Linked DNA regions of Homo sapiens: region 2 is linked to region 1. Evidence: chromatin loops called from intact Hi-C (ENCODE). Cell type or tissue: endothelial cell of umbilical vein. All regions are shown on one strand. Each heading gives the region's core, and the rest is flanking DNA. Links, peaks and the distances in the headings are about the cores only. Region 1 overlaps CNIH3 (cornichon family AMPA receptor auxiliary protein 3). Region 2 holds the start of LINC02813 (long intergenic non-protein coding RNA 2813).

Evidence for each region. Peaks named below come from ENCODE experiments on the same cell type or tissue, not always from the same donor. Only the 100,000 strongest peaks of a DNase experiment are listed, where the experiment ranks them.
Region 2: a loop joins it to region 1, with 2.5 times the contacts of the local background. A loop is called at or near these places in 3 of 110 quality-filtered maps.

What each region holds. Positions count from the first base shown.
Region 1 is chr1:224,703,033-224,713,923 of GRCh38, reverse strand. The region is part of intron 3 of CNIH3 (cornichon family AMPA receptor auxiliary protein 3); the gene reads right to left. Among named protein-coding and RNA genes, the nearest start is that of CNIH3-AS1, 22 kb to the left of the region's middle. In endothelial cell of umbilical vein, for the core only: no CTCF peak of the experiment used is centred there; no DNase peak of the experiment used is centred there.
Region 2 is chr1:224,758,073-224,768,963 of GRCh38, reverse strand. LINC02813 (long intergenic non-protein coding RNA 2813) reads right to left here and starts at 3,774. Exons shown (of 3, transcript XR_001738495.2): 1 at 1,811-3,774. LOC124904523 (a long non-coding RNA gene) reads left to right here and starts at 5,996. Exons shown (of 2, transcript XR_007066898.1): 1 at 5,996-6,123; 2 at 6,204-9,618. In endothelial cell of umbilical vein, for the core only: no CTCF peak of the experiment used is centred there; no DNase peak of the experiment used is centred there.

The DNA.
Region 1 (10,891 bases), core at 1,602-9,601:
AGGATCACTTGTGCCCAAAAGATGAGGCTGCAGTGAGCTGTGATTATGCCACTGCATTCCAGCCTAAGTGGCAGAATGAGACCTTGTCTCAAAAAATAAAAATTTAAATTTAAATTTTAAAAAAGTTGCACTGAAACCAGAGGAGCAAAACTCAGTGAGGCTAAAGTATTAACACTAAAATAAACAGATTTCATCTTGGTAGAAAAGAGCTTATGCTTTTCTCTTTTCTTCCAATAAACTGGGCTATATGTATATAAGCTGCTTGGTAATAATAGTGGCTAATGTTTATTCAGCCCCAACCACTGTGGTGTTTTATTACATTATCATATGTATTCCTTGCAACAACCTATGAAGTAGGTGCTTTTATAATCCCTACTTTACAGGTAGGAAAGTGAAGCTCAGAGAACTCAGAGTAACTTTCCTGAAGTCATATTGCCTTTTAGTGACTCAAACAGGACTGCAGCCCTGACCTCTGGTACCAGCAGCACATGTGGACTTACAGAAATAAACCCCTGAACCTGCACACATCATGTGCACACTGAATCATCAAAGCAAGGTGAGAGCTGAGGTGTCAATAACAATACCTGGAACTGTGCAAAGACTTCGCCATGATAATCAAAATCACATACACATCTCAGCAGATAAATGTTTTTTCTCTGGTTGGCTTTTCAGTAAAACAAAGACACTTTCTGGAAGCTACAGGTGCATTGATTATGATTTCAATAAACTATTGGACTGCAACGGGTCTCCTGGGCAGTGTGTGTTTGATACCTGGTTGACCAGCTGCTGAAGATCCAGAGCTCAATAACAGTACAGTCAAGAAAGGAACATTCAACAACAAGGATGTTAAGCATGCTTGGCTTTTTTGAAAGGATTTTAGGAGATTGAGCTAATTAATTGAGATTATTTAATGTTAACCTTTTTGTCAGGGCACTACTGAAAAATGGTGTGGCAGCCAGAAAATCTGAGACATTTGGCAACTTAGGATAATGCTCTCTGGAGTTTTTAAGGTGGTTGCCAGAGCAACCTCAGGGACTAGATCCTGGAAGAGCTGAAACATTCTATTTTAAAAACACCCAGTTGATCATCAGAGAGCCAGAATGAAACAACCACATAATAAGGCAGATATTGGAAATTCTTAAAATGATGAGCGTCTTCCCAAACTGGAAATAATTGATGAGGAATATTTTAAACCCTGGAAGCAAAGAGATTTCAAAGTGAGTCCCCAGGGGTCTGATTATCACCTGCATCTTGCACAAAATATTGATACTAGACACTCTTCTTTCTGCTTGAATTTCCTCCTTTCAACTCCTGGCTACATTACAAGTTCCTGCTACCCTTCAAGTCTCACCTCTTCAAAGGAGTCTCTCATGCATGTATTCATTCATTCATTCATTGAATAAATACTTGTTGAGTAATTTATCCTATTGCTGAGAGCCAGATATCCTGCCAGGTGATCCAAATGCAATCCTGCTTTTAGGAAGAGTACAATCCAGAAGGAGAGATCAAAAAGATACATAAATACCCACAACACACAGCAGGACAAGACCTTCAGCTTGTAGGGTCCCAAGAGTCACTGGCTCCCAAAACCATTGCACATCAGAATCCCTTCGTAGATATTAATAAAAATGCAAATTCCCAAGTTCTACTTCAGAATTTCCAGAGGGTGGGGCCCAGGGATTTGTATTTTAAATGCTGTGCATATGCAACCAGGTTTGGGAACAACTGCTAAAGGTGAGAGAAGAACCTATTCCCAGCTGAAATGGTCATTAACAATGTCGTGAAAGTGAGTGGACTTTAGACAAGCCTTTATCATCCAGGGAAGATATGGCACCTGAATGGAGGGGAGGTTCCCGGCTGGCCCGGGCTTGAAGCTAGTGAGAACCAGGGCAATAGCCTGGGGAAAGGGCCTTTGGGGACAGCCATGAAGGTCAGGCTAAGGAGTTGGGACCTGATGCAGCAGGCAGTGAGGAACCATCAAAGGCCCCTAAGCATGAGAGTGGCATGCACAGCAGTGTTAGCAGAAATAATTATTGGAGTTGTGATAAATGGATTGGCAAAAGTTGGCAAGAGGCTTTAGAGAAGCCAACAAAACTTCCTGGTTCTTTTTTTTTTTTTTTTTTTTTTTTGAGACAGGGTCTGGCTCTGTCACCCAAGCTGGAGTGCAGTGGCATGATCAAGGCTCACTGCAGCCTTGATCTCCTGTGCTCAAGCAATCCTCCCACCTCAGCCTCCTGAGTAGGTGGGACTACAGGCGGGTACCACCATACCTGGCTAATTTTTGTATTTTTTGTAGAGGCAGGGTTTTGCCATGTTGCCCAGGCTGGTCTCAAACTCCTAGATGCAAGCAATCCACCCACCTCAGCCTCCCAAAGTGCTGAGATTACAGATGTGAGCCACTGCGCCCACCCTCTGGTTCTTAAAAGTAAAATGGTTAGAGCTAGGCACGGTGGCTCATGCCTATAATCCTAGCTACTCAGGAGGCTGAAGTGGGAGGATCACTTGAGCCCAGTAGCTCAAGACTGCAGTAAGCTACAATCACATGACTACACTCCAGCTTGGGCGACAGAACAAAAACCCTGTCTCCAAAAAAAAAAAAGAGAGAGAGAGAGAAAGATTAAAAACTTAAGTTGGTTGCAGTAGGAATGAAAAGGAAGAGATGAAGAAACATTATTTAAATATGTTAAATACCATTTTGTTTCAAAAAGGATAGTAGATGGCTCACAAATGTGTTATTAATTAATTATGACATATTCATCTCCATACAGGTATCTTTAGTAATACCTCGGATCGCGTTTAATTTATATGTGCGTTAAAACATTTTTCTCTGGGTTTGTTTCATTTTCTGCTTCAGAGGAGATGCAATTTTAAAGACACTCATCTATGGAGTGCCCCAAATGCACTAGGACTGCACAGGCTGTGTGGGGAACTCAAGGTTGAAAAAGATATATCCTTGGCCCTCAGGAAGACTACAGCCAGGTAAGCGAGATAAAACATGTACACAAGATATCATTATGCAGGAAGAAGATGCTTTTAAAAATCCAGTAAAATAGAGAGGGCAGAGATCATTTCTTTAGTGGAATAGAAAAGGCTTCATAGAAGAGACGACACTTGAGCTGAAATGTAAAGATAACATTTTAGCCAACAGAGAGGAACATTCCAAGTGATAAAGTGGTGTCAGTAATGGCATGAGGATCTCAAATCACAGGGCAGTAACTGTAACTTATGCATCTCTCTTCCCAGCACTTGGCACCCTCCTTGGCACATAGCAAATACTTGATAAATGCTGGCTGAGAAAATGGGTGTTTGAAAAAAAGCAGATTGCAATAAGGTTAAAAGATATGTTAGGGGAAGTCACAGAGTACCTTAGGAGCCATGCCAAGTCCTTTAGTGGTCACTTATTCTCCAAAACTGGGATCCAGAGATTTCTGGGTATGGAAATTATATATGATCAAGGTTTGCTTAGATCATTCCAACAATGTGAAGGGTGAATGGAGGAGGAGGCCTAAGGACTTGAACGAAGACCAAGAAAAACAAAAAGCAAACAAACTAGGAAGCCTCTGTAATAGTCCAGGCAAAGAAATGAGAGTCTGAGCTCTTTCAGCAGTGGCCTGGAGGAGGAGGGCTGTAATTCACGAAGCACTCGGGAAATAGAATCCACAGAAAGACAAGAGATGTGGTGTAAATCCCAAGTAACATGGAAGACAGTGTCTCAATTAACTAAAATGGGTGAACGAACATGCTGTAAAGCAATTCAGCAATACCCCTTATCGGTAGTCTCACTTTCTACTATTTAAATTACCTGTGATCAACCACATCTGAAAATAGGTAAGTACAGTACAATAAGACACTTTGAGAGAGACCGTATTCATATAACTTTTATCACAGTATGTTGTTATAATTTTTCTATTTTATTAGTTATTAATAATAAAGATAATTAATAAAGTTAATCTCTTACTATGCCTAATTTATAAGTAAAACTTTATCATAGATATGTATGGATAGGAAAAACATAGGATATACCGCAGCTTGGTACTATCTGCAACTTCAGGAATCTCCACCAGGGATCTCAGAACATATGCCCCATGGATAAGGGGGTACTACTGTAATGAGTAGATGGCAGGTTGAAGGAAGAGAGAACCCTGAACCCTTCTCTTCCTCTTTCTGTATTCCTGCTTCAACCCATAAAATAGGAATTTCCACCAACTTTTCCACATCTTGGGGAAGTATTAGGGAGGAAGCCTGTGGCCTGGCTTCTCTTGCTCCTGGACTTGCCTGCCCTTAAACTGCAGGCATCCTCTTTCTCTACTCCTGCAAGCATGTGGTAGGTTTATGTGGTCAGGTCCAGAGACTGCCTCCTTGGCAACACAAGCCTGAAGCCAGCCCACCCCTCTTCAATACTCTCTCTCTCCTACACTTGAAGGTGCTGGAGTCCTGCCATGCCCTTCCATGCAGCTGGCTGGATACCACATGGTTCTTCGGCTCTCATCTAGACTCTTATGTCTGTTCTCAATTGATTCAAAACTCAGAGAGGTGGGTAAGTGTGATACATAAGCACTCCTAACCCCAAGACTGAGTTTGAGGTACAATGAGTAAAACCAGGTAAAGATGCCCAAGATGGTTAGAAGCACATTCCTGGAATTCAAGAGAGAGAGAGAGAGCAGGAGAAGATGCATAGATTTGGAGCCGCTAGAAGATGAACGATGATAGATGCTTCAGCGTTGGAGGAGATGAGCCCTGGGGAGGGCCCACACTTAGGGGAGAGCCCACACTTACTCAGGAGCACAAGTGGCTCACACTCAAAACCATGTGGTGCTAGACAGACGCGCGTGGTGGTCACGGAAGTGATCTGAGGGCAGACACCCCATCTAAAGGGTTAATCAGCTACCCACTCCAGCTGATTGTTGTCCTGAAGAATACGAATCCACTATTTCCAGGTCCTGTGTTCTGTTTTGTTTTGTTTTTTTCAAAAGCAGCTTGAAACCCAGATTTTTGTGTGGGGTTTTCAGGTTCCTAAAATATTAAATGAGTCAAATGAAAACAAATTTGCAGGACATCTCTGATCCACAGGCTGCCAATAGCAACTCTTAGTACAGAGCAAGAGGAAAACAAGGGCAGAAGGCGCATGAACACCTGTATTTGGGGTGTGAGAAAGGAGGAGAGAAAAAGGAGAGACATGCGTGTGCACAAGACAGGAGGAAAACTAAGATGGTCTCATGCCAGGAAGCCAAAGAGGAGCAGGAGACTAGTCATGTCATACTACAGAGAGGTCAAAGGGGAACAGGACAAACAAGTCAGTCTATTAGATTTGGCAACTGGGACGTCATTGGTGACCTTCAATCAGCAGTTTCAATAGAAGGAGAGGCACATCTGCCGGACTGCAAGGGATTCTGAGATGCGTAGGAGTCAGGAAGCGCAGGCGGGGAGTGCAAGGGACTCTTTCCAGAATTGGGCAACATATGAAAAAAGAAATGTGTGGGTTGGTAGCATGAAGGGTTACTAAGGCCAATGCAACTTTTTAGAACAAGGAAGACGAAATGTGTTTTAAGACAGGGGAAAAAAGGAGCTGGATAACAATGAGAGAGAGAAGGTACTCAAAAGAGGGAGCTGATCTGGATATGCTCCAGAGTGAGTCAGAGGGGGACTGAATCATGAGGCAGCATTAAAATGGGGCCCTGAGAGGAGAGAGGCCCTGAGATGGGAGAGGAGGATTGGAGAGGTGAGGACAGGAAGTGGAGGGGGAAATAGGGAACTCAGCATCAACAACCTCCACTTACTCAAGAGCATCCATGGCTGAGAGAGAAGGGGTTGAGGGATGGCAGGATTGCTGGGGAACTTAAGGAAGGTAGGGAAAACCAGAGCTGCCCATGGAGGCAGCGTGACCAGAGACAGGGAGCAGGATGGGGTGAGTCAGAGGATAGTTGCATGGCAGGAGGACCCTGCAACAGTGAGATGGTGGGAATTCTAGTGGACAGAGAGGGTCTCAGCAGCACCAGGGACACACCCAGAGGAATGAAACTGATGAGGTGGGAAAGGTATGTCAATAACAACAAGATAACAATGAGGGCAGGATGTTCATTTATTTGGTGCCATCTAAAAAGGCCACACAAGGTGGATGCCCAGTAAGTGCTGAAAAGCGGGTACAGCCTGCCAGGTCTGAACTTGACAGCCGGGGTTCTCGGCCATGTTGCTCAAAATAATGTGCATACAAGGATCTTGTTAAAATGCAGATTATGATCCCACAGATCTGGGTGGGGCATGAGATTCTGCCTTTATAACAAGCTCCCAGGTGATGCCAAAGCTGCTGGTTCACTATGCTATTCAAGTCATGGACCACTTGAATAGCAATATTCTCGGACCGTCCCAGGACCCACATTGCTCATTGGCCAAGCCCACAGTGGAGTAGAGAGAGAAGAAAAGCTGCTTCTGTGAACTTTGTGGTTAACTCTCAATCATCCACACCAATTGAGGGTGGGGCGGGGTGGGGCGGGGGGTGTCTCTCCATGCTGTTTCAAAGCAGTACAGAATTCGTTATTTGAGGTTGAGGGTGGTTGAAGTGTGTTTTGGGCTTGTTGCTTTTCATCCAATAGATTTGCTCTCCTGATTACATTGTGCTTAAACTTTGATTAAAATGAACTTTTCTTTCCTGTGGTCAGAAAGGAAAGGCAGCAGTGGCTGACATTTGTAATCCCAGCACTTTGGGAGGCTGAGGTGGGCAGATCACTTGAGGTCAGGAGTTCGAGATCAGCCTGGACAACATGGTGAAACCCCATGTCTACTAAAAATACAAAAATTAGCCGGGTGTGGTGGCACACACCTGTGGTCCCAGCTACTCAGGAGGCTGAGATGGGAGGATTGCTTGAACTCACGAGGTAGAGGTTGCAGTGAGCAAAGATCACGCCACTGCACTCCAGACTGGGTGACAGAGCAAGACTCTGTCTCAAAAAAAAAAAAAAAAAAAAAAAGAAAGAAAGGAAAGGAGAGGCAGCCAATTAGAGGTTGGATTTTTAAAGTACATAATAATATGAAAAATTATCCACATGTGAATAATGAAAAGTCAATAGGATTGGGACATATGAAATCAATAAACAGTCTAATGAAATAAAGGTGAATGGTATCATAGGGAAAAAACCCTGGTTTCAGGGAAACAGGAGACAGGCTTAGTCCTGACTAACTCTACCACTTTGTGGCATTGAGGCAGGTCTCTCTCTCTGCACTTTTGTTTACCTTCGATGAAAGAGCGAGGCCAGAATTCACTAAGATCCTTTCTAGCTTTTCCATTAAAGAGACATACATGCAAACCTCCCAAATGCTGAAGGAGCTGAGACACCAAAGAAGGGGGCAGACAAATCCAGTTTGTTGGTACTGGGTCATTGATTCAGGGAATGTACAGACAAAAGTGTGGTCTTGGGCACCCACAAGACAGGTAGATCTCCGCACTGTTACTCCTCAGACCCAAGGCTTATAGACCACAGGGAGAGGGTACATGTGCTCTAGCAAGACAATCAAAGGCGACCCTCCGGAACAGGCGAGGATGCTATGTGCGTCATTGCCTGTAATTTGTCTGATGACATCAAGGTTGACATGTTCTTACTGTGGAGACAGTAAGTAAAGTGGGAATCAAGAGCCATTCCTGGGACTAAGGCTAATCAGAAGTGAACACGGCAGATCAGCATCCAAGATGAAGTCACTTTTGTCCCCACCCTAGCCCTAATATTCTATTATTGTAACCTGGAGAACTGTGACTGTAGAATTCTCAGAACTGAACACACCTCTTTTGCTTTCATTCACCAAACATTTACTGGACACCTACAATGTGCGGGCACTGGTGTTGGACTCATAACAGACTCAGTCCCTGTCCTCTGGCAGCTCCTGGTCTAGCTGCGGAAAGAAAAATGCAGTGCTGCCTAGTAAGTGCTAGAGTAGTCATCAGCCTGGGGTGCTAGGGGAGCCCCCAGAAGCACACAGACTCCAACTGAGGAAGGAAGCAAAAGGCTTCCCCGAAGTGACGATGTGAGCTGAGTCTTAAAGAATGGGTAGGTTCAGCTCAAAAAAAAAAAAAAAGAAAAAAAAGAAAAGAAAGAGAGAAAAGAAAAGAAAAAGAGAAAGAGAAAAAAAAGTGAAGGAAGAAGGAAGATGAAGGGCAAGTGAATGGTGCTTAATTCAGTGTGGCTGGAGCAGGGTACTATGGCAGCCTGGGAGAGACATCCCTCTCTGCAGAACATTCACAACAACCCCTCACTGCTGCTGCTACAGAGAGAACAGACACCACCATGTCCCCTCCCTTCACGGTCCTCTGTGAGGTTGCTCAAGCAATTCCTATCACAGGTTCAATACCTTGAACATCCAGCACAAAAATCACAGAATGGGAGCAGGGGATCCCAGGAGGGAGGGGAAAAGAAGAGGTGAAGGTGCTGAGCCACCAGAAAAGGTATTGATCAGAGTGGCTTGTGACTCTGCATAACTAAAACTAAACACCACTGTGGAAAGGGGCCAGGGCTGTGCATGGAAGGCACATGCGGCTCTTCCCAAGAATGAAGGGGGCTCCAGGCCAGCGCCCGGCTTCCTGTTCATTTGCCCACATATTTATATGGGGAAAGCAAAGCATGCAGCCTTTGATTGCAGTGCTTCCTAATCCTGCTGCTCATTAGAAATACATGGGGAACTTTTAAAAACTACCTGCATTCGGCACTCTTCAGAAGAGGTCAGTGTCATGAAAAAAGTGGAGAATGGTTCTAGATTAAAGGAAACTATGGGAAACACAACAACTAGATGCAATGTCTGATTTATTTTTATTTTTATTTTTTTGAGAGGGAGTCTCGCTCTTGTCCAGGCTGGAGTGCAGTGGTGTGATCTCGGCTCACTGCAACCTTCGTCTCCCAGGTTCAAGCAATTCTCCTGTCTTGGCCTCCTGAGTAGCTGGGACTACAGCCTACTGTAGTCTGCCACCATGCCCAGCTAATTTTTGTATTTTTTACTAGAGACGGGGTTTCATCACATTGGTCAGGCTGGTCTTGAACTCTTGACCTCAGGTGATCCACCCACCTCAGTCTCCCAAAGTGCTGGGATTACAGGCATGAGCCACTGTGCCTGGTGCAATGTGTGATTTTTGATTGGATCCTGAATTTAAAAAGCAACAACAACAACTATAAAGAATACTATAGGGAAACTAGGGGAAATGTGACTATGACTAGGTGACAATATTATAGCCATGTTCTTTGGTGTGACAATGGTATTGTGGTTATGTCGGAGGATGTATTTGGGGATGCAGATCCATGATGTATACAATTAAATGGTCCAGCAAAAAAAAAGTATGTGCTGTACATACACGGGGGATGGGGAAGAGCTGAGAAGGCAAATGTGGCAAACTGAATAAGCGGCGGATCTTGGTGAAGGCTACGTGGGTGTTCATTGTGCTGCTCTTCCAACATCCCCTTATATTTGACATTTTTCAAAATAAAATGTTAAATGAGACTCAGGGGATGGCTCCCTGCCTCTGGATCCCTGGGTTTTAAAAGCTCCCCAGGGGATTCGAATGTGCATAATCCTGCATCATATCATCTGCTGCTGACTTTAGCTTTTGCAGAGAGCCCCTGCTGGCTTTCAGAGCTGTTAGGACCCTGCAGGGCCACACTGCCCTGGAGAGAGCCTTCTCATTGTTCCCGTGCCTCTGCTTCTAGGAGAGAAGGGGCTGTGTCTCCACTCCTCTTTGATGACCTGAGACTCATGGAGGTCCTGCTCTGTAGGTGATGCAGCCTGCTCACACCAGGCAGGACACACACCGTCCTTCCACCTGCCACCCTGCACCTTACTACCTGCAGTGTGCACTGGTGTGGTCCATGCCCCTACCTCCTGAACAGTAGTTCATGTTCTCACTCCACCAAAGGCGCACCTCTGAGAGATGTATTACAGAATCCAATCCAATGAAACTCTGGCCTCATTCATCGCATGATTGGTGCACCGTTGCTCCCTTTGAGTTGGAATACGTCGTAGGCTGAGGTGGGAGGCCTGCAGAGCAGCAGCGACTCAGGTGTGCTGCAGGGAGAATATGCAGGTGCTCATCTTGTTCTGCCTAAATACCTGCTGCGGGCTGAATGAGCTGGCAGTGGGTGATGGGGCTAACAGAGTCAACAGAATCCTGCAGAACCAGGAAATGTTCACATGTATAAAAATACTAGGAATATTTTTGCCTCATGAAAAAAGATGAACTTCTATCTTTTAGGAAACAAATTGCTTTGGAAACTCTATTCTTAGCTCAAGAACTGGGTAGGGAGGCTTGAAAGAGGCAACCAGGCAGGTAAAGGCAGCAATGCTAATAGGAAAGCAGTAGCTCCCCATCAGCACAGCCAGGCTGATGAAACTCAGCGCCCTAACCATGATAACTAACACTGCAAAATGCTCCCTAGGGCACTGATTTTTCCAACTTAGCTGCACAGTGGAGTCACTTGGGGAGCTTTGTAAAATACTGATGCTGAGTCTCACCCCAGAGATTATGACTTAATTGGTTTGGGATGAATTCTGGGCATCAGGATTTTTAAAATTTCCCCCAGGTGATTCTAATGTGCGGCAAAGTTTGAGCCCCTCTGCTAAGCAGGCTTCATGTTCATTAACACATTCAAGCTGCCCATCGTGGCTCAGCTGGTCCGGTGGTCACGTCTACCTTGGCCAGCCCTCTGCCCTCATGAGTGCAGGCCCACGTGGGATGCACAGACACTAGGTCACTGGCTCCTCAAAATCTGGCCCCTCCAACAGGTAGAAAAAAGGTTTTGACCAGCCAGGACAGATGGACCTTGAGAGGTCAGAAGTGTTTCCTGCTCTGGAAAAAAACAGGGCAATGGTTTGCCTCTGCCTGCATACTGGAGCTATCTTGGCAGCATTTATAAAATGCTGA
Region 2 (10,891 bases), core at 1,771-9,770, 55 kb before region 1:
GAGTTCCTTAGGTCCAACAGCATCACCACAACCCTGGAACTTGTTAGAAATGCAGATCCTCAGGCCCGCCCTAAACCTACTAAATATCAACGTCTAAGGGTGAGCCCAGCCTCTGCAATAAGGAACTGCAGTCATGTAAACTCTATAAGTCAGCATTTCCCTACTTCAGCTGTATAAAAAACCATCTGGGCAGATTAACAGATACCCATGCTCGCAACCTACCCTACATCAATCAAATCAAAATCTTTGAGGAGTGGAGCTGTGGGGGCATTTGGCTTTTTTTTTTTTTTTTTTTTTTTTTGCTCTCTGGGTGATTCTAATGGTGGAAACCACTAGCTCTAAACATCTTCCTAAGGAGAAATCCCTTTATAATTTAAGGTATTACTAGGGCATCATTGTTACCCATGCTGGACACAGTGGAAAGACCGTATGTTCCAAATTTATCAGCCCTTTTCTTCAGGTTTCATGTAGCTTTAAATGAGACAGCTTATTGGAAGGACTTTTAACAACATTGTCTGATTGTAGTCAGCAAGGTTTTCTCTTCGCCCTGCTGAACGGATTATTCTTCGAGTGTCAAAAAGTAGAAACTATAATCCTTTGAAGTGACTAAGGACAAGCTTTCCAGAAACCTGGGATCAACACAACCCAAATGAAGGCAACTGTGTGTGTCGTCTCTGGATAGCTGGTAAAGAACAAGTGCTTCTTCAACTGAGATGAAAATTAATTCAGAGGTCAATACAGGTTCATTGTGTTCATTGTGATGGAAGATCCACTCACTAATTTCATTTGGGGATTAAATCTTTATTGTCTACTCTGCATTTCCATCTGTTTTCACAGTTTCTTTGCTTCTGTAGTGAATTTCAATCAGCAGAGGAAAGGACATTGTTATGCCCTCTCTGTTTCTTCATTTTTCTCTCTTGCATCCTTGTTCAATTCCTCCTGCTCTTCCCCTCCTCCTTCCCCCAGCCCCACTGGGTCTGAAATGCCCTATTTGATGTGAATTACACATCCTTGAGACTGGGACTTGCTTGTATTAAGACCACTTGCAGCTACCTCCAGCCATAATTGCAATTATAATTGGATGCAATTATTTGCTAAGTGTGCTTACAAATTTACCAGAGAGGCTAGATTAATTGTGGTTCATAATACCGTAAAGCCTCCCATCATGTTAAGATGCCACTTAATTCCTTCATTCTTCTAAGCTAATTAATCCACAGGCAACATGCACTTAATAGTCTCTGAATAATTACCAAGCTGGTCCAGTCTTTGCTAAGGTCAGCCCAAGCGGGCAGTCTTGTGGGGTCCTTCAGGCCTACAGTGCATGTAGAGCTGCCTTCTCTAGTGTCTTCTTCTCACTGCCTCATTGTCAGCAGGTGAACCAAGCCCCTCTCCTCAAAATAACGTTTCTGGAAGTTTCTCTATTCTTTTTTTAATGATAAGAGACATGGTAGCAGAAATAACTTCTGCTCCTGCAAAATCACCCTTTTAATTCCTAAACTCAACTTCTCCATCAGCTGCAGGGGTGATGGAAGGAGGGGCTGGAGGCAGGGAACTGTCATGCAGGTTGCATTAAATCCCATTCTGTGTGCAATTAGACAGCCTTGTACAGATTTCTGGAAAGGCCACCTGCCCCTTCCTTGCACAGCCTGCTTTAGCTCTGCAGATTACTCTGCTTCTGCAGCTCTCCTCCCACCAGCACCCTCTTGCCTCCCCCAGCCTTGCACTTCACAGCCGTTGCCAGCCAGCATCCCCGCACTGTAACAAAAGCATGCATTTTGGTTCACAAAACAGCTTTCCATCTCATTTTTACCTGGGAACAAGTCAGTGACTTGATATCATAGGAGGTGTCTTCTCCATTTTACGAATAGCAGAAATGAGGCTCTGGGAGTTGTAGTGACTTGCCCCAGGCAGAACCCAGACTCAAGCTTCCTGACTGCACACATGCAGGCACTTGGCGGACCACTCAGCCTCTTGGGGCACTTGAAAGTCTTCTGGATAAACCTCCTGAGATCTGGTGCACCCTGACCCACCAGCCCCATTGTTGAAAATTCCAGATTAGAGATCTTTCATTTGGTTGGGGCGTTGGGTCTGAGTTAAAATGCACTGCCCTTGGAAGAGGTGGCACGTTAGGCTTCCATTGGATACTGAGAACATATTGATTAGCCTCCATGCTCAGAATGCCCCTCACAAAGTGGAGACGGGGGGCTTAGGAAAAGAAGTCAGTTTTCTTGAGGATCAGGAAAGGAAAGGTGGAGTGGGGCAGGAAACCCCAGAACTGGGGCATTGAGAACACCATGGCATCTGGGATGGGTGAGTGACATGAAAGTGATCAGAGAAGGAGAGGAAGGCAACATCAACTCCAGACCTCATTAACTACCTATTCCATAGACTGTACAGGCGCCACCTGACTTGAAATTCCCTCTCTGCTTAGGTCTAAAAGGCCAGGGACACAACCCGCTGCCAAAGAGGGGCAGGTGAGACAATCAAGCAGGAGCCCCCAGTTTGTCTTGCCCTCAGATCCTGCCTCTGCTTTTGCACAACACTGACTGCACGGTGGGGAAGCTGACACCTTTCCCCATGCATTGACCTAACACAGCCAAAACCTTCCATCTGTGTGGTCAAGGCGAGGAGTGAAGTCACAAGCAATCTCATTGTCATTAAGCTCATGCAGAAGAACTTGGAATCCCAGAAGATTAGAATCCAGTCTTAGTGTCTACATCCTACTATGTCTTATTCCCCCTATTCAAGCATTAACTTGCTTGGAGAAAAGACTGTTTCTCTTTTCATCCTTTTCTTACCACCTCCCTACCCAGCACAGATTCCCCTCAAAGCTAACAAAGTCTGCCTTATGTGCTTAGAAAATAAAACTTAAAAAAAAGCTTAGTTAAATATATGAAAGAAATGAACACATTGAAGCTGTCTTCCCTAACTCTACACTTTGGTAGTGTCTTATGGAGAGTGGGAACAGAGTCTTAGTCCTCTCTGCATCGTAAGTACTGGCTCGATGCCTGACGCGCAATACATGCTTGTTGAACATCCACTGGATGCTGCTGCTCCATTGTCCCTTCTTTGGTCTTCATGGTTTCTCAGGCTGTCTGTGGATGTTTCTTGCTCTTCTGGGGCTAAGGCTCATGCTTTCCACAATGAGGAGGCTGACACCCCCGTGCTACTGTGCACCTGCTTACTGCCAGCATGATCTCATGTGTCTCTGCTTCTTCTTCTTCCCATATCACATCTGTTCTTCCAGCTCCCCACGTCTAACCTTCTTCCCTTAGACATATTCTCCAAGTAGCTCCTCCTTGTCCTTCTCCCACTTGCTGTATCCCCTTCACCAGCCCAGCTCGCCTACTAACTCCTTCGCTGACCACTCAGGTCCCACTAAAGTGGTGGCTCCATTTTCTAAATTCTCAGTGTGTTTCCAGTCTGAGCCACATGGTTTAGCCCTCTGCCAACGGTGTGCTGCATTATCTTTGGTGATCTGTGCTCCATAAGCAAGTTGAGCCTGCCTATCCTCACACTGTGCTCCTCCAACCCATCTGCCCCTCCTTCCAGCAGTGGAAACAGAAAAGATGCCCAATTATTGGGTAGCAATTATTCATTTTCATGCCCTGGGCTTACACATGAGAAGAAAGTATAGTATCATGAAGTATTTCTCAAAGGATGGAAGTCATGTCACTTAAATCATATTCTCCTGGCAGAGGGATAAAGAGGAACCTGTTAAAAATTCAGATTCCTGGAGAAATAGGAACGCTTTTACACTGTTGGTGGGAATGTAAATTAGGCCAACCGTTGTGGAAGGCAGTGTGGTGATTCCTCAAAGACCTAGAACCAGAAATACCATTTGACCCAGCAATCCCATTACTGGGTATATACCCAAAGGAATATAAATCATTCTATTATAAAGATGCATGCATTCATATGTTCATTGCAGCACTGTTCATGATAGCAAAGACATGGAATCAACCCAAATGCCCACCAATGATAGACTGGATAATGAAAATGTGGTACATATACACCATGGAATACTATGCATCCATAAAAAGGAACAAGATCATGTCCTTTGCAGGGACATGAATGAAGCTGGAAGCCATTATCCTCAGCAAACTAACGCAGGAACAGAAAACCAAACACTGCATGATCTCACTTATAAGTGGGAGCTGAACAATGAGAACACATGGACACAGGGAGGGAAACAACACACACTGGGGCCTGTCATGGGGGGTGCAGGGAAAGGGAGAGCATCAAGATAAATAACTAATTCATGCAGGGCTTAATACCTAGGTGATGGGGTTGATAGGTGCAACAAACTACCATGGCACATGTTTACCTATGTAACAAACCTGCACGTCCTGCACATGTATTCCAGAACTTAACATTAAATTAAATTGAATTTTTTTAAAAAATTCAGATTTCTGGGCCTTGCCTCAAGCCCATCAGAATCTTTGAAGGTGGGTCCAGGATCTGAGTTATCACAAACTACCCCAGATGATTCCTAAGCAAACCGGCAAAAGAGCTACTAAATTAGTGGTTCGGAGCCTGGGTCAACCATTGTTGATCCAGGCCTGGGGGCCTGACTGGGGGCTTGACTGGGTTAGACTCTCAGCCAATTTATTTACTTCCCTGTACTTTACTTAATCATCAATAAACTGGAGGCAAAAATAGCCCCCACCTCAAAGGACTGTTGTGAAGATAAGAAAAACACTGAGCAGGAAGCTTGGCAAAGAGTAAGTGCTCAATAAACAACACTTTGGAGCTTTTGAAGAAAGAAAATTCTTCACAATTCTTGCTGTTTCCTTCCAAGTGGAGGGAGCCCCATTAGCACAACACTGTCAGCATCTCTCTACCACTGCACTCACTCTGCCACAGGGAAAGTCGTGTGATACCTCATCGATTAACTTGGGAAGAGCAAATTGGAAATGCTTGGCTCAGTTGCTCCCTTTTCCTCTTAAGAATAAAGCTGTCAGATGGCACAGTGGCTCATGCCTGTAATCCCAGCACTTTGAGAGGCCAAGGCAGGAGGATTACCTGAGGTCGGGAGATCGAGACCAGCTTGACCAACGTGGAGAAACCCCGTCTCTACTAAAAATACAAAATTAGCTGAGCATGGTGGCACATGCCTGTAATCCCAGCTACTGAGGAGGCTGAGGCAGGAGAATCGCTTGAACCCAGGAGGTGGAGGCTGCAGTGAGCTGAGATTGTGCCATTGCACTCCAGCCTGGGCAACAAGAGCAAAATTCCGTCTCAAAAAAAAAAAAAAAAGGAACTGTCCCCAAATAGTACACATCCTCCATTGTTCTTCCAGGAGCGAACTCTATCCTTGTATGAGAACGAAGTCAGGGGTAAGGGAGGAGGAGGAAGCTGATGTAACTCTGATCCACCCTGCTTCACTCTTCCCAGGCCCAGCTGGGCTATGATTGCGTGAGTTACCAAACCTAATTCCAGGATTCAGTAGTAGGAAACTATAGTGGCATGGCCCCATTTACTGTCACTGCTTGTAACCCACTGGGGACTTTGTGCTTCCTATCCCTTCTATTCTGGGCTTTTCAGGTTTAGAGGTCCAGGTTCCAGAGGGGGAACCTTCCTACCAAAGGATGTAGCACATGCTGCCAGGACACTTGGGGCCTGTGCCAAGGAACCTCACAAGAAGCGGAGTCACCATCTTGGCAGAGGAAATTGGCCCTGACCAGCAGGAGGAAAGACAGCTGCTGTGCCCAGTAGGGACAAAGAAATCTGGCACCCAGATGATCCACTGTGCACCTCCTGGCACTTCCTCTGACCAGTTTTGATGATCAATGGGCAAGTTCATCAACCAGAGCCTGAGGAAGGCATAATGTCCAGGGACTGGAGTCATTAGAGATGAGGGTCTAGGTCACACCAACCGGCAAGAAGTGTGACTCAACCAGCAGAGGTGTTTCCTGAGGATGAGAGAGACAATGAGTATCAGTTGTGATGGAAGCTGTAGTTTGTCCCACTAATCTTTATTTTACCCTGCCAGGGAACAAGGCTGTGGGAATGCTGGAGATGCTGCTTCCGGAAATGTATGAAATATAGGTCCATGCAGTGAATGCTGTCATGAGCCTCCAAGATCCATCTTGGGGACTGAAGGTCTTCTCTCCCTCCATGGTGAGTGCTGCTGGCTGACAGCCCTCAGCGAATAGCCCTCTCTGGGAATTGCCTTTGACCAAAGATTGCTGCCTCCCCAGGTCACACCTCCTTTTCAGAAGCAGCCTGAACCCAATGACCAGCCCATATAGAAGTATAAAGATTCAAGAGAACAATTGTACAACATGGTGACTTTCATTAATAACAATCTATTGGAGTCTTGAAAATCGCTAAGAGAGTAGATTTTAAGTGTTCTTACCACAAAAAATGGTAAGTACGTGAGGTAATGCATATGTTAAATAGCTCGATTTAGCCCCTCCACAATGTATACATATTTCAAAATATCATGTTGTACACAAGAAATGTATAAAATTTTTATTTGTGAATGAAAAAAGTAATAAATACAACTGTGAGTGCTGCAAATAAAGAAGACGGTATAACTAATTTAGGAGGGTGTCAGAGAGTCATCTTCCAAAGTAAAATATGAACAGATACTATTTCAAACTAAAATATTCACATATAGCAGTATTAGCATTTTTTTTAGTTAATAATTTTTTTAAAGCCAGAAGGATTGTAAGTCATTGCCTCATAGTAGCTGGCAATTGGTGCAGTGGTCATAGCCAGGATCTGTTGTTTGTAGTAACCCTAGGATAACAATTGAGAGTTTTTCATCATGGTAACTTCAGTAAAAATGAAGACTAGATTAAAACAACAACAAAAAAAGTATAAAGACCCAACATGCTCCACAGAATCGGTTGAGATCTTTGATAAGACTGCAGCACTGCTTGACTTTTCCCTCTGCCAATCCTGCTTCCATTCCTTCCCCTCCTATTGGTATAGATCCCAAAAGGACTCCTAATAAACCTCTGCAAGCCAACCTTCATCTTGGATTTTGTTTCCTACTCCCCTGCAACAGAAATTCATTTTGCTCCTGCAGTAAACTACATTCTCCAATCTAGCACTTATTTATACTAAGATGAGATTTGGCCTACAGCTTCCTTACTCTCTGCCTTATTTCTGATTCAGAATATGGACAGGGAATACGGGCACTATTTATCGGACTGCTTCAAAATCCCAATGGCCATTCTCATTAGGAAATCCAGGAAAGATCAGTGCATAGAGGCAGGCAGGGTACAATAGTGTCATTACCACCTGGGCCATCATTTAGGGTACAGGAGCCCTGCCAACGGGCTGAGATCCAGGGAAGCCAGGGATGGACATGACCATGGCAAGAGGGAATTTAATTTCAAGCTTTATTCTCCATAGAAGCAGCCTCACTGCAGAACACCTTTCAGCCAAGGATCAGACCAAGAGTCATTTGACAATAATAAGAGACCAGGTCTCTAAATGCACCTGATAACCTCACCATCCTGGCCAATCCCTAGCAGTGAGGTCCAGTGAGAAGAACACTGGGCTTTGTCCCAACAAGAGTGACCAATATTTGATTGCCAATTTCACTATCACTATCTGCATGACCCTGAGCAAGCTTAACCTAACTTCGCTGAGCCTACTTTCCTCATCTGTAAAATAGAATAAGAAGAACCTTGCAGAGTTGGTGGGAGGATTAAATAAGATAATGTATGTAAAGCTCCTAGCACACAGCCTGGCTTTTAGCAACTCACAGCATTAGTATTTTTCACATAAAGAGTTTTTAAGCTTCTCAACGTGATGCGTTATGACTGGTTGCTCCTAGCCAATTCATTTACCTCCCACTGTGCCATTTCTAAATAGGGAGACTATTTACACTTGGACAGAACAAGACGTAGGTTTTTGAGCAGCTATATAGGGCAGGGAGCCATCTAATGAGCATGGCTTATTTTTATCCACCACTTTTGCATCTTAGACATGGCTATTTGGATACAGGTCAGCCCTTCCAGTAAAATATTGTTCCTGCTCACCTGCAATGGGTGATTTATATAACTCCACTTGGCCTCAAAGGACAGAAAAGCAATCAACTCCAAGTGGAGAGAGGTGTTACGGCACAACTTAAGGCTGTATGAGAATGAAAGACCAGAAGGTCAGGACTGGGAATTGACAGAGATAGTGACATGGGCAGGACCAGGATCTTCACTGGGACAGTGCCACCCCAGAAATGAGGTCTTCTTGGTTCAGTTGCAATTTGCGAGTCACTGGCCAATACCCTAGAGTCCATTGCAGGAAAGCAATACCAGTGATTCAGGGAAATCTTTTACCCCAAGAGGGGGAAATACTGGAAGAAAATGTCAAAGAAATTAGATAAATCGATGCCCAAGGCTGCCATCAGGAAAAACCCACACCCCTGCCCAGCCCTTTGGTATCATATCCTTCAGGCTTCTGTTGGCAACAGAATCTTTGGCTGAAGGAGCCACTGTCTGACCGGTCTGTCCCCATATCCCTGGACTCCAGCTTTGGAAAAATGAGGAAATGGGCCTGGCCAAGGGGAGCAAGATAAGCAAGGGAGCATCCCAAGGAGCCCAGACTCCCAGCCCCCACTGAGCTGGCCACTTGCTCAGGCTGCAGGACCCTAGGATGTGACCTGACTGGCAGCCAGGAGCACAAGTCCACCAAGCCATCCAGGGAGTGACCCTGCCAGCTCCCACGTCTGTTTTCCTCCCAAGCACACTACCACCAAGCATATACCTGGACAAATCCAGGGGAATTTTGATTCTGTGTCCCCAACTTTCTTTCTCCTCATTCTTTTCCTGTCTTTCCACCTTCCACCATGACCCACGTGGTAGTAACACCGTTTCTGCAGAAACTGCTTTGAGGAAAAAAAAAGCCTGGAGCAGATTTATCCTCTGAAATTGTGTTCTCCTGGATGGCTTCCTGGTTAATGCTCATGGGATTACAAAATGGAAGGCTTTGTCTTGTGTCAATAGCATTCTAACATCAAGAGAGGATAAAGGAGGGGCTTAGGGGCTCCAGAGGGATCTGGTGACTCTGACTCTTCTGAAATTACAGCCCTGGCTGCCCACACAGGAGACTGAGCTCCTGCCCAGCAGCCATCACATGGTGAAACCATCCCTATAAACTTTATAAAGTTAATCATGGAAGAAGAGGGGGAGAGAAATGAAAATAAATCCAGCTTGCAGCACACTCAGCATTCATCATGAGGCCAGCCTGCTCTCTAGCCCACTTCCTCAGAGCTGTTTGATGCCTATTGCCTCAGAATCACATGGAGCCTAGATTAGAGTTCCCCATCACTGCTCTATAGATAACAACTTGAACATTATGAAATGTTAATTTTTCTATTTGAGATATTCTTTTAGGTCCTGCACACCATGTGACACTACTGACATCAGCTGGTCTGAAGGACCCCATGAGAAACTGACTTCACAAAGAATGCAGTTTCCACATCCTAATAATTTCATCCTCCTTACCCCAACCAATCCACAACCCCAGTTTTCCAGCCCCTTGCCCTCCACAATTATCTTGTAAACCTCAGCTCAAAAATCCTCCAGAAGATGAATGTGATGGTCTACTCCCATCTCCTTTCTTGGCTGCCTTGCAATCATTAAACTCTTTCTCTGCTGCAAACATTGCTGTCTCAGTGTATTGGTCTATTACTGCACAGGGAGCACATGAACCTGTTGGTCCTATAACAATGGGACTCTTAGACAAACATATAACAACAATAACATTGCCATCAATTGAGCACTTCTTGTGAAGCTAAGAGCTTCACGTACATTATTTGATTCATCACAATACCTCCAAAAAAGTTGGTATTATCATCTTCCTATAAGATCAGAAAACTGAGACTTGGAGAGGACAAGTAGCTCACCTAAGTCACATAGCTAATAACTGGCAGAGCCAAGATTCAGCCTCAGTTCCAGCTGACTTCAGAGCCCAAGCTCTTCACTACTCTTAACTCTGGGTAGCTACAGATGCTCCAAGATGGGCCAAGTGCATATTTCAGCTCAGGCCCCCTTCCTCCAGAATACTCTCCCTAATCCCAAGCCTTCTCACCCCTGAGCTGGTTTAGGAGGCCCTCCCATCTGCTCCCCTAGGGCCAGGACAAATCTTAGTCACAGCTGCATTGTTTCATTTGTTTATGTGCATGCTCCCCTCAGAGGAAACAAGTTCTTGTATGGTTTTTGGAAGCAGGGACTATGTCTTATTTGGCTTTACATCCTTGTCCCCTGTGTAGGATCTGACACATAGTCATGCCGAGTCTTAAAACTTTAGGCTTTCCCAGAGACTAGACTGTTTTAGACAATCCAGTTAAGTTTTATCACTGGCATGTAATCTGGGGTGCTTGGTTTGGCTCAAACCATTGAAAATTTTTCAAACTAAAGGCCTGCACCAGCCGAGTTCCTTCTCCTGCATCCTGTCTGGGAACTTGAAGTCGAAGCATGGAGGATGTAGCTGTGAGTTTCCTGAAGTGAGCACTCAGGTCCCAAATCACTCTCTCATCTCCTCTGACAGCCTAAGCTTGGTTCCTTTCAATTATATGCATGAAAAATAGCATTTAAACTAGTAAAGTCTCATCCCCAGTGTAATCTTAAATTGTTCAAAATCACAGTAATGATCCTTTAAATAGAATCATAGCTTTGCCTCTCTTTGTCACCACGTCCTTGCCTTTAAAAAGGAGAATCAACAGCCGGGCATGGTGGCTCATGCCTGTAATCCCAGCACTTTGGGAGGCCAAAGCAGGAGGATCACTTGAGGTCAGGAGTTCAAGACCAGCCTGGCCAACATGGTGAAACCTTGTCTCTACTAAAAAAAAAAAAAAAAAAAAAAAAAATTTAGCCGTGCATGGCGGTGCACGCCTGTAGTCCTAGCTACTCAGGAGTCTGAGGCATGAGAATTG